Regions from separate parts of the Homo sapiens genome. Here all the other regions are linked to region 2. A link is a contact called in ENCODE Hi-C data. All regions are on one chromosome and are shown on one strand. Each heading gives the region's core, a stretch centred on a gene start or an enhancer-like site at or near the end of the contact. The rest is flanking DNA. Distances are from core to core; before and after follow the strand shown. Region 1 has its middle 21 kb from the start of ZNF678. Region 2 holds the start of WNT9A (Wnt family member 9A). Region 3 holds the start of OBSCN-AS1 (OBSCN antisense RNA 1).

The links. Hi-C counts contacts between places; a loop is a spot of excess contacts on that map. Pooled maps may share reads with other maps.
Region 1: a map of gastrocnemius medialis shows a loop between it and region 2 (5-fold over the local background). The contact joins the enhancer-like site here to the promoter of WNT9A in region 2. A Hi-C loop is called at or near these places in 15 of 168 maps with a recorded cell type or tissue (CD4-positive, alpha-beta T cell, GM12878, IMR-90 and 10 more), 7 of 37 single-sample maps with no recorded cell type and 27 of 50 pooled maps.
Region 3: a pooled map shows a loop between it and region 2 (2.2-fold over the local background). The contact joins the promoter of OBSCN-AS1 here to the promoter of WNT9A in region 2. A Hi-C loop is called at or near these places in 1 of 50 pooled maps.

What each region holds. Positions count from the first base shown.
Region 1 is chr1:227,540,598-227,544,643 of GRCh38, forward strand. No RefSeq gene overlaps it. Among named protein-coding and RNA genes, the nearest start is that of ZNF678, 21 kb to the right of the region's middle. RefSeq lists a silencer at 1,664-2,263. Within about 2 kb of position 2,139, at least 24 of the 41 ENCODE cell types and tissues checked have a DNase peak (open chromatin) inside an H3K27ac peak, as active enhancers do; they include gastrocnemius medialis, heart left ventricle, heart right ventricle and 1 more, where a contact is called at or near this core.
Region 2 is chr1:227,946,649-227,951,136 of GRCh38, forward strand. It overlaps WNT9A (Wnt family member 9A), which reads right to left and starts at 1,284. Exons shown (of 4, transcript NM_003395.4): 1 at 1,145-1,284. The coding sequence starts at 1,239. It overlaps LOC124904533 (a long non-coding RNA gene), which reads left to right. Exons shown (of 2, transcript XR_007066912.1): 2 at 54-655. RefSeq lists silencers at 106-215, 1,319-1,398 and an enhancer at 1,189-1,238.
Region 3 is chr1:228,211,268-228,215,743 of GRCh38, forward strand. It overlaps OBSCN-AS1 (OBSCN antisense RNA 1), which reads right to left and starts at 2,388. Exons shown (of 2, transcript NR_073155.1): 1 at 2,155-2,388. OBSCN (obscurin, cytoskeletal calmodulin and titin-interacting RhoGEF) reads left to right here. Exons shown (of 116, transcript NM_001386125.1): 2 at 499-1,504; 3 at 2,174-2,443; 4 at 2,907-3,167; 5 at 3,523-3,831; 6 at 4,296-4,476. The coding sequence starts at 517. RefSeq lists a silencer at 2,475-2,524.

The DNA.
Region 1 (4,046 bases), core at 889-3,388, 410 kb before region 2:
GGCCAGAACGTGCTGCTGTGGCCCCTGGGATCACATCCCTGAAGGGAACTTGCCTGGGGCTGTGACCTAAAGTGGGAGGCCCACTTGGGGTTCAGTGAGCTGGGACTTAGTTCCCAGCTCAGTTCCCTCTGCCACTCCTGGGGGACTTGGGCTTGTCTAGAGCAGGCATTGAGGATGGCATATAGCAGACATGCTGAGCTGTCAGGTGGGTGCCAAGGGGTGAGCATGAGGCATCCTGAGGGTTGCAACCATCAGAAGGCCCTGAGGTCAGCCCAGAACCAGCCCAGCCTCTGTACCTGGAGCTGCAGGTGCACAGGCTGTACCTGGAGCTGCAGGGTGGGCGCTGTGCAATGGGCTGGTCAGAGTGGAGTGAGAAGCCAGTCAGGGAGGGGCTTTCATTGCCCTTTATCCTGTGGTGCAAATCAAGTCCCCAAGGCCACAAACCAGGCGGGGCAGAAACAATGGGCTAAAGCATCGCCTTCTCTCCTCTTTGGCTCACATAGGCCCCTGACTTTCCTGGGCTTGCCTGAAAGTGAGAGAAAATCCCTCTTCTTGTGAGGATGAACACAGAAGTCACCAGTCAAGTTTGGTGAGGGGGGGCCCAGGCACCCCCAGAGTCTTTGCAGGGCAGCACCCACTACTTGCTAGCTGGACCAGGAGGCCAGGCTGGGACATTCTGGGAACTGAGGTCACCAGTCCCTACTATGCCTCGAATCTGTCCCCACCATGCAACCTCGGGCCAGCTCAGGCTCTGCCACCAGCTCCCCACATCGTCGTCCCTCAAGAGGCCTAGGGTGGGTTCCCCCTGCTTGGTGTCTCTGGCCCCTGCTCTCCATTCTGAGGCCTGACAAGCACCCAACCTCCAAAGCTGTGTTTTCCTGGGGGAGTGGGTGTTGGGACCACTGGCACAGAACTCGCAGCTTAGCTACATGTTTGTTCCAGACTTGGTTAATCAATGCAGCAGTAAACCCGCTGCTTCTGGGGTACAGTCTCCTACATTTCACGGGTCAGGTAGACAGACTGCGTCCCCTTCACCCCCCAGGTGTGCGAAAACACAGTTGACTCCACCTGCAATTCGGTCCTGCCCTCTTCCACCTGAAGAAGACCTGCTCACACCCCAGGGGTCAGCTCCGCGGCTTCTTCTTGGTGAAGCCTCCCTGACATCGCCTCTGGCACTGATACCACCCTCTGAGCCCCAGCACAGTCCCAGCAAAAGCCGCGCACTGTGCAACAGAGGCCTGCGCTCGACCTCGCGGTGCACTCAGCAGGGGCTGCCCTCGGTCCCACCGTCTCCCTTAACGCCCCTGCCTCCCAGTCCCACGGCCCCCAGGAGGAGCCAGTACCCTAGCCCAGGGAGCCGGGTTGGGCGCGGCCTGGGGACCGGGCGTGGGAAGCTGGCCCACAGGGTCGCCCCTAGCAAGGAACCACCAGAGCGCGCATGCGGGAGCCGAGGCCGCAGCACTGGGTGGGCAGCTAGCTCACCGAAGACCCACGCAGCGGGCCAGGCGCCAGCGGCCGCTAGGTCTGGGCGCGGGGCCGGGCCGGCGAGAGAAGGGTCCGGGGCACCCAGTGGGCTCGGATCTCGAGCGGTCCCCGTGACGGCCCCGCGACTGCGCGACTTCCCGCTCTAGAGAGTTTATGGACCCTGTCCCAGGAGGGCTCCGCAGCCGCCAGGGAGGTACCGGAGGGACCGCGGCGCTGGGAGAGGGTGGCGCCAGGCGGCCCTGGAGCCCTGGGCGACGCGGCCGGGCCGGCCAGAGGGCGGAGAAGTCCAAAGCAGCAGCCCGGACAGCCGCTTCCGCCCCTGCGCCGCCCTCCCGGCCCAGGTGACCGGTCGCCCTACCCGGGGAGCAGCGCCCTCCTCCTCCTGGGCCGGAGCCGGGCGTGGGGGTCGCAGGCTGGTGCCACAGCCTGAGGACACCGCGGCCTCTGCCCCGGGGAGCACGCCAAATGCCGGACGGAGCGGCTGTTGCAGACGGTGAGGCCGCAGCCCCGCTTGAGGGTAGGGTCGGGCGGGGTGTCGGGGTCCTGGCAGAGGCCGCGGCGAGGGCAGGAGCCGGTGCGCTGGCCGCTGCACATGCGCCGCCCGGCACCGGGACCCTGCGGGCGCGCCCCCTGGTGGCAGCCAGCGGGAGGTGGCGTCCCTGTCCCCAGCCAGGCGGCAGCGCGAAGCTGCCTCCCCGCGGGGGGAGCGGAAGTGGCCCAGCTGCTCGAGTGACTTACTAGTTAAAAAGCTGGGGTTGGAGCTGCCACGCGGGGAAGTGTGGAGGCCTGCGGGGCTCCGCCTAGACTTTCTGGGTGTCCTCCTGGGACCTCAGGTTCCTCACCTGTCGCAGAGGACTGATGGGCTGCTATGGCAGGGTTGTTTGGAGGATTAGGCCAAATAGTCCCAGTAAAGCCCCATTAGCCTCCCTGGCCTCTGGATTTTTTTTTTTTTTTCTGGCTTGGGTAACTGCGGAATGTGGCCAGGTGCTGAAGCGGGAAGGCTGGACTCTCCCTAGGCGTCGGGGTTCCTTCCTGGCGCCCCCTCTTCTTAGGCTCTTTTCAAGCACATACCCGGCAACGTGTGCTCTACCCAAGAGCGCTTCACAGATCTTCCTGTGGGCCTAAAACCAGAACGCTTTGTTCCCTGACCCCGGCTCTCATATCACCCCAAAGCCAAGTCTTTTGGCGGAGCTGGCTTCAGATTCGAGTCTCAGTTTAATGCTTGTTCTCTAAGGTCTGCCCAGGGCTCTTATGATGGGGCGTTGTTCCACTCCACCCGACCCTGTGCCTCCCAATGCGCTGGGGGCCTCAACTGCAGGGACTTGGAACTGGGAGCCCTCCCTGACAGGCTGGCCTGGCCATGGACTGGTGGATCTCAGTCCCAGGGCGAGATACCCCGGGCAGGGACTCTCATCCCGGCTTTTGTACACTCCAGCCATTTAACCTGGTGTGGTGGCCTCGCTGAGACCCCAGGTCTGTGGGGCAGGATTTCTTCCTTGTGTCATAGTGGAGGAAACTGAGGCAGAGGGCCGGTGAATGACAAAGTCAGGGAAATGCTCTGATTGTGAAATGCCCCCTAGGCCTCACAGGTCCCTTCAAGACACAGCATCCCTCGGGTTGCTGCATCAATGGGCTGTTGGCTTGGGCACCCCAAGCTCAGCGCCATGTGGGGATGAAGCTGGGGAATGTGGGGGCAGGGAAATTCGTCCCCCATATCGGCACAGCAGGAATTTCATTCTCTGATATGTGTGGACACCACTGCATGTGTGGGTGTGGGTGGGGCCCCCATTGTGTTGATTAAGAAAGAGCCCTTCCTGGGGCCTCTGGGGAAGTGAGGGGCACCATGTGTGCCTGGCAGCTGGTTGGGGTGTGGAGGGGCTCGTCTGGACTCTGTCCTGTTGTCACCTTTTCAGGGCCAGCTAGACCCTGAAGTCTTAGTGCCAGTCATGCCCAGTTGCATGCTGCCCTTTACTTGCCTTCCCCCCCCCCGCCCCTGCCTGACTCCCCCAGCTCAGCCCCTGCCAGGATTTCTCAGGCCTCTGTGGACCCTGGATGGGATCCCAGGAGATGGCAACTCCACTGCCTGCCTCTGCCTGAAGTCTGGGGTCCCTGTGCAGGGTGGGTGAACAGGTCAGGGGTCAACTTTTGGCTGAGTGCGGGGCCTTTCCCTGATCCCCACCCCACACTGCTGGAACCACTGTGCACGGCTGGTCCCGGGGCTGCACTGGGTCCCCCAGCCTACTGCTGGACCGGATAGAGGAGAATACTTGTGCACATGGCTTGACCTGTTGTTAATGCTCAGTCCAAATCAGAACTAACCAGCTGTTTCCCTGGGGTCAGGGCCCAGGCCTGAGGCTGCCATGACCAGCCCATTCTCTGCCTTCTTGGGGGCCATCGGCGGCCAGTGTTTGGTGGTCCCCAAAAGACATGATGGCTAGGACTGGAGAGCTGGGGGTTAGGTCAGGAGACCCCCTGACCATGGGGGTCCACAGGGGCTGTCCCTGAGCTGTGGGTCCCTATGGGATGCAGGTACATGTGGATGCTTTAGGAGGTGAGCATGG
Region 2 (4,488 bases), core at 34-2,533:
AAAACACAAAGGGAAAGTTTCCCATGAAAATATTTTATTTTCTTTGAGAACAGGATACACCTGCAGGGCTCCTCGGCCCAGGCGGCCTCTCCCTGCCCGGGCGGGTGCCAGATTCCTGGACCAACGGGGCCCTCTGCCGGCCAGCCCGCCGCGCGCTGGCGCTCAGGCCAGAGGGCCGGGAACAGGTGACCGGCGGAGGGCGGCGGCCCGGCTGAGGGAGCGGCCCAGGGCGTCCAGGTCGGGGGCTGGGATCCGAAGGCCAGCCAGGGCTCCCAGCGGCGGCGCTCGGGGTAGGAGGCTGGAGGGTGGCGGGGAGGCCCGGGGCGCTGCCTCGCACGGCGCCACCCTGCACCTCAGCGCGCCCAAAGCGCAGCGAGGGTCCCTGTAAAGGTCGCAGGACTGGGCATCCCAGACCTCAGAGAGGGGGAGGGAAGAAGGAAGGGAAAGAAAGGAAGAGAGAGACGCGCCGACAGCCCGGCAAAGCGCTGCTGCAGAGACACGTGAGCACGGGCAATGACACCGCGGGACGCCCCGGCCGGGCCCTGCGCTCCCGGCCAGGTTCCATGGACGCGCTCCCGCGGGCCGGGGCCCGGGCCACAGAGTCAGAAGCAAAGCGCAAGAAAAATAAATTCCTCCAGCTTGGAGGATTTCTCTCTTTCTCTCTCTCTCTCCGTTTGGGGCTCAGCGCGAGGAACATCTGGATTTTGTACGTATTTTTGTTATTGTTAAATTAACTTCTCGAGAAGAGAAAGGGGGGGAAGCTGCTAGGTGGGCGATGGCCAGGGGCTGAGGACTCAGGCTCCAGCCTTTTGGCAAGGACACGGCGGCCCAAGGAAGTCGGGACCTGATCCCAGTCCCTAAGCGCGAGGCAGTCCTGCTCACGGCGGCGACTACGACGACGACGACTCTGCGGTCACGGAGGACCGCGGCCCGGCGCAAGCCGGACGGGTCCACCCGCCTCTCTAGCCGTGCCGCGCAGCGGACGGAGCGACGCGCGCGCCGCAAACAAACAGCGCCAGGCAACCCGGCGGCCCCGCCGCGCCCCGGCCCCAGCCACCCCGGGTGCCTCGGGGACTCCGGACGACCCCGCCCCGGCCCCGCCGCCCCCGCCCACCAGTGCGCGCCGGCCGCCGAAGGCACCTACCCGAAGTAGGCGGCCGAAGGGCGCAGCGCGGCGAGCAGCAGCGTCAGCCCGAAGGCCGCGGCCAGCCAGCGCGCCAGCGGGGACCCATCCAGCATCTTGCCGCGCCTCGGCGGCCGACCATCGCGCTCCCAGCTCCGCGCAGGGCGCGCCGCGGCCGCCGCCCTCTTATAGCGCCCGGAGCGCGGCCAGCTGGGCCCGGCCCCGCCCCGCGCCCGGGAGGGGATCACGCCGGCGCCGGGGGCGGGCCGAAACCCGAGCCGCGCGCGCCAGCCCGCCAGCCCCTCCCGGCCACTCGGGGCCCCGGCCGCCGCTCCCGGCGCGGGTCTCGGGCGCGCCCTGCCCGGCGGGGATGGAGGAAGGGGAGGCGGAGAGCGGTGGGAACCGAGGGCGGGGCGTGCGAGAACCCGGGGCGACCACGGCGGGACGGCATTGGGGGGCCGGAGGCGGGCATCGGGAAGCGGGTAGAGCGTTGGGGGCGCTGCAGTGGGAGCTTGGGGCGGCCCCCGGGGCGGGATTGAGGGGGAGGGGAGGGGAGGCGTTGGCCGCCGGGCTAGCCGCCGGCGGGGCTCCAGGCCGGGACGGTCGGGGATGGTTCCACAGAGGACCCAGCCGTCTGCCCCGAGCTGGGCGCTGCGCGGCTGCTCCGGGGGAAGCTTGGTGAGGAGGAGTCGGGCCAGCCGGTGATGCCTGCGCCTCTTGCGCATGCTGACCCCCTCAAGGAGCGGGGCCAGAGAATCGCTCCTTTCTGGCAGGGACTGTGGCCGCTTTCGGCCTGGGAATGAAGCGACGTAGCCTGCTGGGGCTGTGAGGTGAGTAGCTCTACCTTTTGGGGTCCTGATGGTCTCCCCATTCTTAAATTGTGGGAGTGGAGCTAGCGGCTAAGTCAATGAAACACCAGCCATCGGGCAACGCCCTTCTCAGAGCCTGTGTCCTGGCCGGGACGGGGAGAAAGAGGACTCCTGGGATGGAAGGTGCACACCCAGGCAGCTGGAAGCGCTCAGTCACAGCCCGGGGACTCGTCCCCTCTGCGATACGGATTCGGAGCTGCTTCTGAAGCAGAATGGTGTCAGAGGACCCAGAGCTGGCATTAGGATACAGGTGCACACATTCCAGACAGACCTGGGGGTGGCATCCAGGAGAAGGCTTATAAGTTCCCTGGATGGGGCCTCTGTGCCATGCAACAAGGGACACAAGAACAGGGCTTGGGGTCCAGGCTGGCGGTGGCATGCCTGCCACCTGCAGACCCTGGTCAGTGCAGGATGGTGCCTCCAACACGGGCTAGGCTGCCAAGGCTGAGGACACAGGGCCAGCGAGCCTGCCCAGCCACGTGCTGCAGGGGCCTCAGAGACCTGGGCTGCGGTGCCAGGTCTCTAGGCAGTGCCCTCTGTGCCTGCAGGGACTGATTCTGGCACAGTGACCGCAGAACCTGGGGGGCGGAGCACATGCCCCCGGAAGGCTGTGAAATCCCGCCAGTGGCAGTGACAGAGGCGAATATGAGGGTCCTCAGAGGAAAAACAAAGAAGATAGGAGCAGCAGAAAATGGCCCCCACGAGGATCTGAGCCAACCTCGCCACCCCTAGGGCTCCCGGCCCTGCTTCCCTGGGAAAGCCTGGCCATGTGGGTCACCCCTGTGAGCATACCCTTTCTGAGTGTCTGATGGCCAGTTTGCCAGGTGAGCTTCAGGTGCATGTGGGGCAAAGCAAGGGTGGGGAAGGGAGGAGACCGGGCCTGAGCAGTCACTCCCTCTCGGGGCCTCGGTTTCCCCATCTGAGACCCATCCAACTCCAGCGAGTGGTGGCTTTTCTCCAAGGCATGATGTCCTGTGTGGGAGCCCTGGCCCCTGGTTCTGCTTTTCCACTAGGTGTGACTGGTCTCACATCCTTCCCCATCCATAGGACCCCCCTCCTGTGGGGAGAGGGCACTTGTTTGTCCTCTTTTGCTCAGGGGGCTGGGCCACCTCCCTTGAAATGGGGCTGACTCAGCAGAGGGAGTGCAGACGGCAGCCCAGCCCACCCAGGCTGCAGCGACCCCAGTGGGAGGCCCACCCGCCCCACGGCCATGGGCTCCAGTGAGCCCCCAAAGTCTGGCTCCAGCACCAGGAAGTGAGAGGCAGCAGAGGGAAGCAGACAGGACGGGAGACCCTCCCCACCCCCCACACACCCCCCTGCAATGATGGCATGCTTAAAGGCATGGAGGCTGCCTCCAAGAAGACGTGTGAGATTGTAAATGTGCATCACAAGCGCCTCCGGCATCACAGAGCTCCCTTCCACTGGGGGTGAAGCACTCTCCCAGCAGCAGCTTAGTGGTCCCCAAGGAAGGAGGCAGCTGCCTGGCCGGCTGAGGGGCAGGGGGCTCTAGTCCCAGTCCTGGACTCTCAGGACCACATTTGGTGCAAGAGGGTGCTGAGAAGGATGATCCGACATCCATGAACTCGGGAAGGACCCTGCTGTTTCGCCAGAGAAGGGAGGCCATCAGCTCATGGCAGCTTTTGGTGGTGGTGGGAGTGGCAGGCCAGCCCTGAGTGGCCCCACCAGACCCCCACTTGAAGCCCTGGCCCAGCTCCAGCCAGGAGCCTATCAGAATGCCCAGGAGCCCAGGGCATGTGGTTGGTAGGACCCAGTGCCCCAGGCAGGGTAATATCAGAGATACACCTGAGGTCTGGCAGGGCTGGCCCAGCTCTTACCTCCCTGCACCTAGGATGATGGCGGCAGATAGAGGCAGTCCCCTCAGCCTACCTGGACCCAGGGAGAATCACACCCCCTCCCACGAATGTCCCAGGCTCTAACTCCCTTTCACGTCTGGCTGCCCTCGCCCACCGTGGCCTACCTGCTGCCTCAGCCACAGCCGCTAGTGTCCCTTCCCAGAGGGCAGCATTCACCTGCCCCCACCTCCTGCTTCTCTCAAGCCATATCCAGACAACCTTGGGCACAGTGTGAGGTGGAGACGTTTCCCAGGAAGTGTGGGCTTTTTTATTCTCATCTGCCATAATGCAGTCTGGCCCCTATGTTTCTGTTGGAGAAGCTGGGGCTGGCGGTTCTCTGGCTGGAAAGTGCATTGTACCCCACAACTCCCCACGGCCTCCCAGGCCTAAGAAGCTCTCCAGGTAAGGGATGGCTTGTCCAGGTAGGCAGGACAAGCCATCACTGGGCCCACAGTCAGGTGAACAGAAATCCACCTCCAGTCAAAAACAGGCCAGGTGTGGTGGCTTACCCCTCTACTCCCAGCACTTTGGGAGGCCAAGGCTGGAGGTTCATTTGAGGCCCAGGGTTTGAGACCAGCTATAGACACATTGCAAGACCCTGTGTCTATTAAAAAAAACAAACAAACAAATAAGCGGGCCAGGC
Region 3 (4,476 bases), core at 1,138-3,637, 270 kb after region 2:
TTTAGGCCCGAGAGGCAGCAGTGTGTGCGGTAGGAGAAAGGATACCACCCCGCAGGTAGGGAGTGGCCTACAGTGCACCAGGCAGGTCTGCCTGCCTCAGGAAGGTGCAGCAAAGCTTGTAGGCTGGGAGGAACCAAAAATAGCGGGCACTGCGAGGGAGGGGGCCCTGCCTGGTTGCTAGGGGGTGTAGGTTTGGGACATGTGCTCCAGTAACTGCAGCTGAGGCAGTGGGTCCCTGTAGGTAGGGAGAGGGAAGGAGATGTTCTCAGCGGCTAGAAGAGCCGTTTGCAGGTGAGGTTACCAAACCCCAAATGCCCAGAAAGGGGCAAGTCTGCACTTCTGGGTCACGGTGCCAACCGGTGATGCTTCCTCAGGGCGCGGGGAGTGGGGGGGAAATAGGATGTGTGGAGGTGTTGAACTGGGTTCCTCAGGCGGCACGGTGGGGTGCACCCGGGCCTCATTCCAATCCCCACTAAGGCCATCCCCACCTACTTGCAGGTCCCCGCCGCCACCCTCATGGATCAGCCACAGTTCAGCGGGGCGCCCCGCTTTCTCACCCGGCCCAAGGCCTTCGTGGTGTCGGTGGGCAAGGACGCCACCCTCAGCTGCCAGATCGTGGGTAATCCCACGCCACAGGTGAGCTGGGAGAAGGACCAGCAGCCGGTGGCGGCCGGCGCGCGCTTCCGTCTGGCCCAGGACGGCGACCTCTACCGCCTCACTATCCTGGACCTGGCGCTGGGCGACAGTGGGCAATACGTGTGCCGCGCGCGCAATGCCATAGGCGAGGCCTTCGCTGCTGTGGGCCTGCAGGTGGACGCGGAGGCCGCGTGCGCCGAGCAGGCGCCGCACTTCCTGCTGCGGCCCACGTCCATCCGCGTGCGCGAGGGCTCAGAGGCCACCTTCCGCTGCCGCGTGGGTGGCTCCCCGAGGCCGGCAGTGAGCTGGTCCAAGGACGGGCGGCGCCTGGGTGAGCCCGACGGCCCCCGCGTGCGCGTGGAGGAGCTCGGCGAGGCAAGTGCGCTGCGCATTCGGGCGGCGCGGCCGCGCGACGGCGGCACTTACGAGGTCCGCGCCGAGAACCCGCTGGGCGCTGCCAGCGCCGCCGCGGCGCTAGTGGTGGACTCGGACGCCGCGGACACGGCCAGCCGGCCCGGGACCTCCACGGCCGCGCTCCTGGCGCACCTGCAGCGGCGGCGCGAGGCTATGCGCGCCGAGGGCGCCCCCGCCTCACCGCCCAGCACCGGCACGCGCACCTGCACGGTGACTGAAGGCAAGCACGCGCGCCTCAGCTGCTACGTGACCGGCGAGCCCAAGCCCGAGACGGTGTGGAAGAAGGACGGCCAGCTGGTGACCGAGGGCCGGCGCCACGTGGTGTACGAGGACGCGCAGGAGAACTTCGTGCTCAAGATCCTCTTCTGCAAGCAGTCGGACCGCGGCCTCTACACCTGCACGGCGTCCAACCTCGTGGGCCAGACCTACAGCTCTGTGCTGGTCGTAGTGCGCGGTGAGCTCCTGGGTGCGGGGCGCGCGGGCCCAGGCTCCTCCGCAACCCGTGCACCTGGGTCCTTTCGCCCTTGCGGTCTGCCGTTTCCCACCCGCGTCTGTCCGGTCGTGGAATCCAGGGTTGCAGGTGTCCGTTCCTGGTGCGCAAAATGCGGGCGACGCCCCACGACCTATTCTAAACACCCGCAACCCGCTTTCCCCACCCAGTCCCCTGCCCGCCCCGCCCCCTTTGCATGCCGCGCCCCCAACCCGCCACCGCTGGCCCACAGACAGGGGCGAGAGGTGTGAGAGGGGCGGGGCCGCAGGGGATCCCACCTCCTCAGCCCCGCCCTCTCCCTCCCGCTGCTCCCAACCCAACCTCCACCACTCTGCCTTCTGCTCTTCTACTCCCCCGCCCCCCAACTTCCTGTCTCCTCCCCTGCGCCCTTCCCAACCCTTAGCCCCTCTGCCTCCTGCTCGCTCCTCTCCCCAGCCCACTCCTCTACCCTGCACCCTCTCCTTTCCAGCCTCCCAGCCCCTCTGCTCCTGTCCCCTATTCCTTCCCACACCCTCACCTCTGCATCCTCCAGTCTCCTTTCCCGCCCACAATCCCCCAATTTCCCCCTTCCCACCCCGCCGTCGTCCTGCACCCTCCGGCCCCGCCCCTCTCACCAGTCTTCTCTCCTGGCAGAGCCCGCGGTTCCCTTCAAAAAGCGGCTGCAAGATCTGGAGGTGCGGGAGAAGGAGTCGGCCACGTTCCTATGTGAGGTGCCCCAGCCGTCCACTGAGGCCGCGTGGTTCAAGGAGGAGACGCGGTTGTGGGCGAGCGCCAAGTACGGCATCGAGGAGGAGGGCACCGAGCGCCGCCTGACCGTGCGCAATGTCTCGGCCGACGACGACGCGGTGTACATCTGCGAGACGCCAGAGGGCAGCCGCACGGTGGCGGAGCTCGCAGTCCAAGGCAGGCGGGGCGGGGCACGGGGCGGGGCACAGGGCGGCTTCGGGGAGGTAGCGGGGGCAAGGAGGCACCGAGAAGGGAGCCGGGGGCGGGGGAGGGGGGAGCCAGGCCGCACGGGCTGGGCGGGCACGGGGGCGGGCAGGGTGCAGACGGACTGGGCTTGCGAGGTACGAGTTGGGACTGGGGCAGGCAGGGGCGGGACTGGGGCGGGAAGGGCAGGTAAGGTGGGGGCGGAGGAGCAAGCTCGGGCCGGGCACGGGGTGGTGATTAGGGGGAAGGGGAGACGGAGTGGGCAGGGGTCTTGTGGGACCGAGCTGGGACTTGGGCCGGCGGGACAGGTAAGGGGTTGCGCGGGGGAGTGAATCGGAGGCAGTTGGGAACCGGGAGACAGGGGGCAAGCGGAGGAGCGAGTCTGGAGCGGGGCGTGCAGGGGCTGGTCTGACTGGCCCGGCTCCCTCCACCCCAGGAAACCTCCTCCGAAAGCTCCCTCGGAAGACGGCGGTGCGCGTGGGCGACACGGCTATGTTTTGCGTGGAGCTGGCGGTCCCGGTGGGCCCCGTCCACTGGCTGCGGAACCAGGAGGAAGTGGTGGCGGGGGGCCGCGTGGCCATCTCCGCGGAGGGCACGCGCCACACACTAACCATCTCCCAGTGCTGCCTGGAGGATGTGGGCCAGGTGGCCTTTATGGCTGGCGACTGCCAGACGTCCACCCAGTTCTGCGTGTCGGGTGAGGGCCTGAGGGTGCTCCCAGGATGGCATCGCTTCCCTGCTGTCTCCCTGGTCCCAGTCCCCTGCCCTCCATTACCTCAGCTCTCTGGGCTTCAGCCTGCTGTACCGAGGGCCGCCGGGCAAGACCATAGCCCTGGCCCTCCAACGTTAGGCTCCCTGAGCCCCCGCGCAGTCTTTCAGCTGCAACCAGAGAAGTGGCTGCAGGTCTGGGGCTGGAGGTTGTGGCCAGTGGTCCAGGTCCCCAGAGCAGCCCCAAGAGAGCTGGGGATCCTGTGACACCCCTCCAGGTGATTCCAGACCCAGGGCTCAGGAAGAGGCTCCCAGTAGTTGACCTCTGCCCACCCTCTACACAGCCCCCAGGAAGCCTCCCCTGCAACCCCCTGTGGATCCTGTGGTAAAGGCCAGGATGGAGAGTTCCGTGATTCTCAGCTGGTCCCCACCACCCCATGGGGAACGCCCTGTCACTATCGACGGCTACCTGGTAGAGAAGAAGAAGCTTGGCACCTACACCTGGATCAGGTGCCACGAGGCTGAATGGGTGGCTACACCTGAGCTGACCGTGGCTGATGTGGCGGAGGAGGGGAACTTCCAGTTCCGAGTGTCCGCTCTCAACAGCTTTGGTCAGAGTCCCTACCTCGAGTTCCCGGGGACTGTCCACCTGGGTAAGTGGGACCTCCCTGTTACAACCTACGGGGCTGCTCACCTGCCCCGGAATCCCCCAGGTCCAGCTTCAGGGGAGGCCAGAGTGGCCTCATGGGGACCTTCTGTGGGGAGGGGGGCTGCCAAGGCCTTGCCCTGGTGCAGTGTCCGTGGTGGGAAGGATAGGTGACCCCACTACAGGGCCCCTGGGAGCCTGCCTGTCTCCAGCAGACCCAGGGGACGGGGCTCCAGGGCTGCCCCACTCTGGTGGGGCTTGTAGGATGCTGGAGGGGTCTCAGGGCAGCTGTACCTTGTCCTTGTTCCTTCATGAGCCTGACTCATGCTATGGTCGCTCTGTGTGTTGGCTGGGCTTCCTGGAGGAGGAACATTTAGGTCTAGGCTCTGTAGGAAGAGAAGGGGAAGGCAGAGACCTCCTCAGCACTCCCCACTCCTCCTCGGCCCCTTTCTGACGCTGCCCGCCCCACAGCCCCCAAGCTGGCCGTGAGGACACCGCTGAAGGCGGTGCAGGCGGTAGAGGGTGGCGAGGTCACTTTCTCCGTGGACCTCACGGTGGCCTCAGCGGGTGAGTGGTTCCTGGATGGGCAGGCCCTGAAGGCCAGCAGTGTGTATGAGATCCACTGTGATCGCACCCGGCACACGCTCACCAT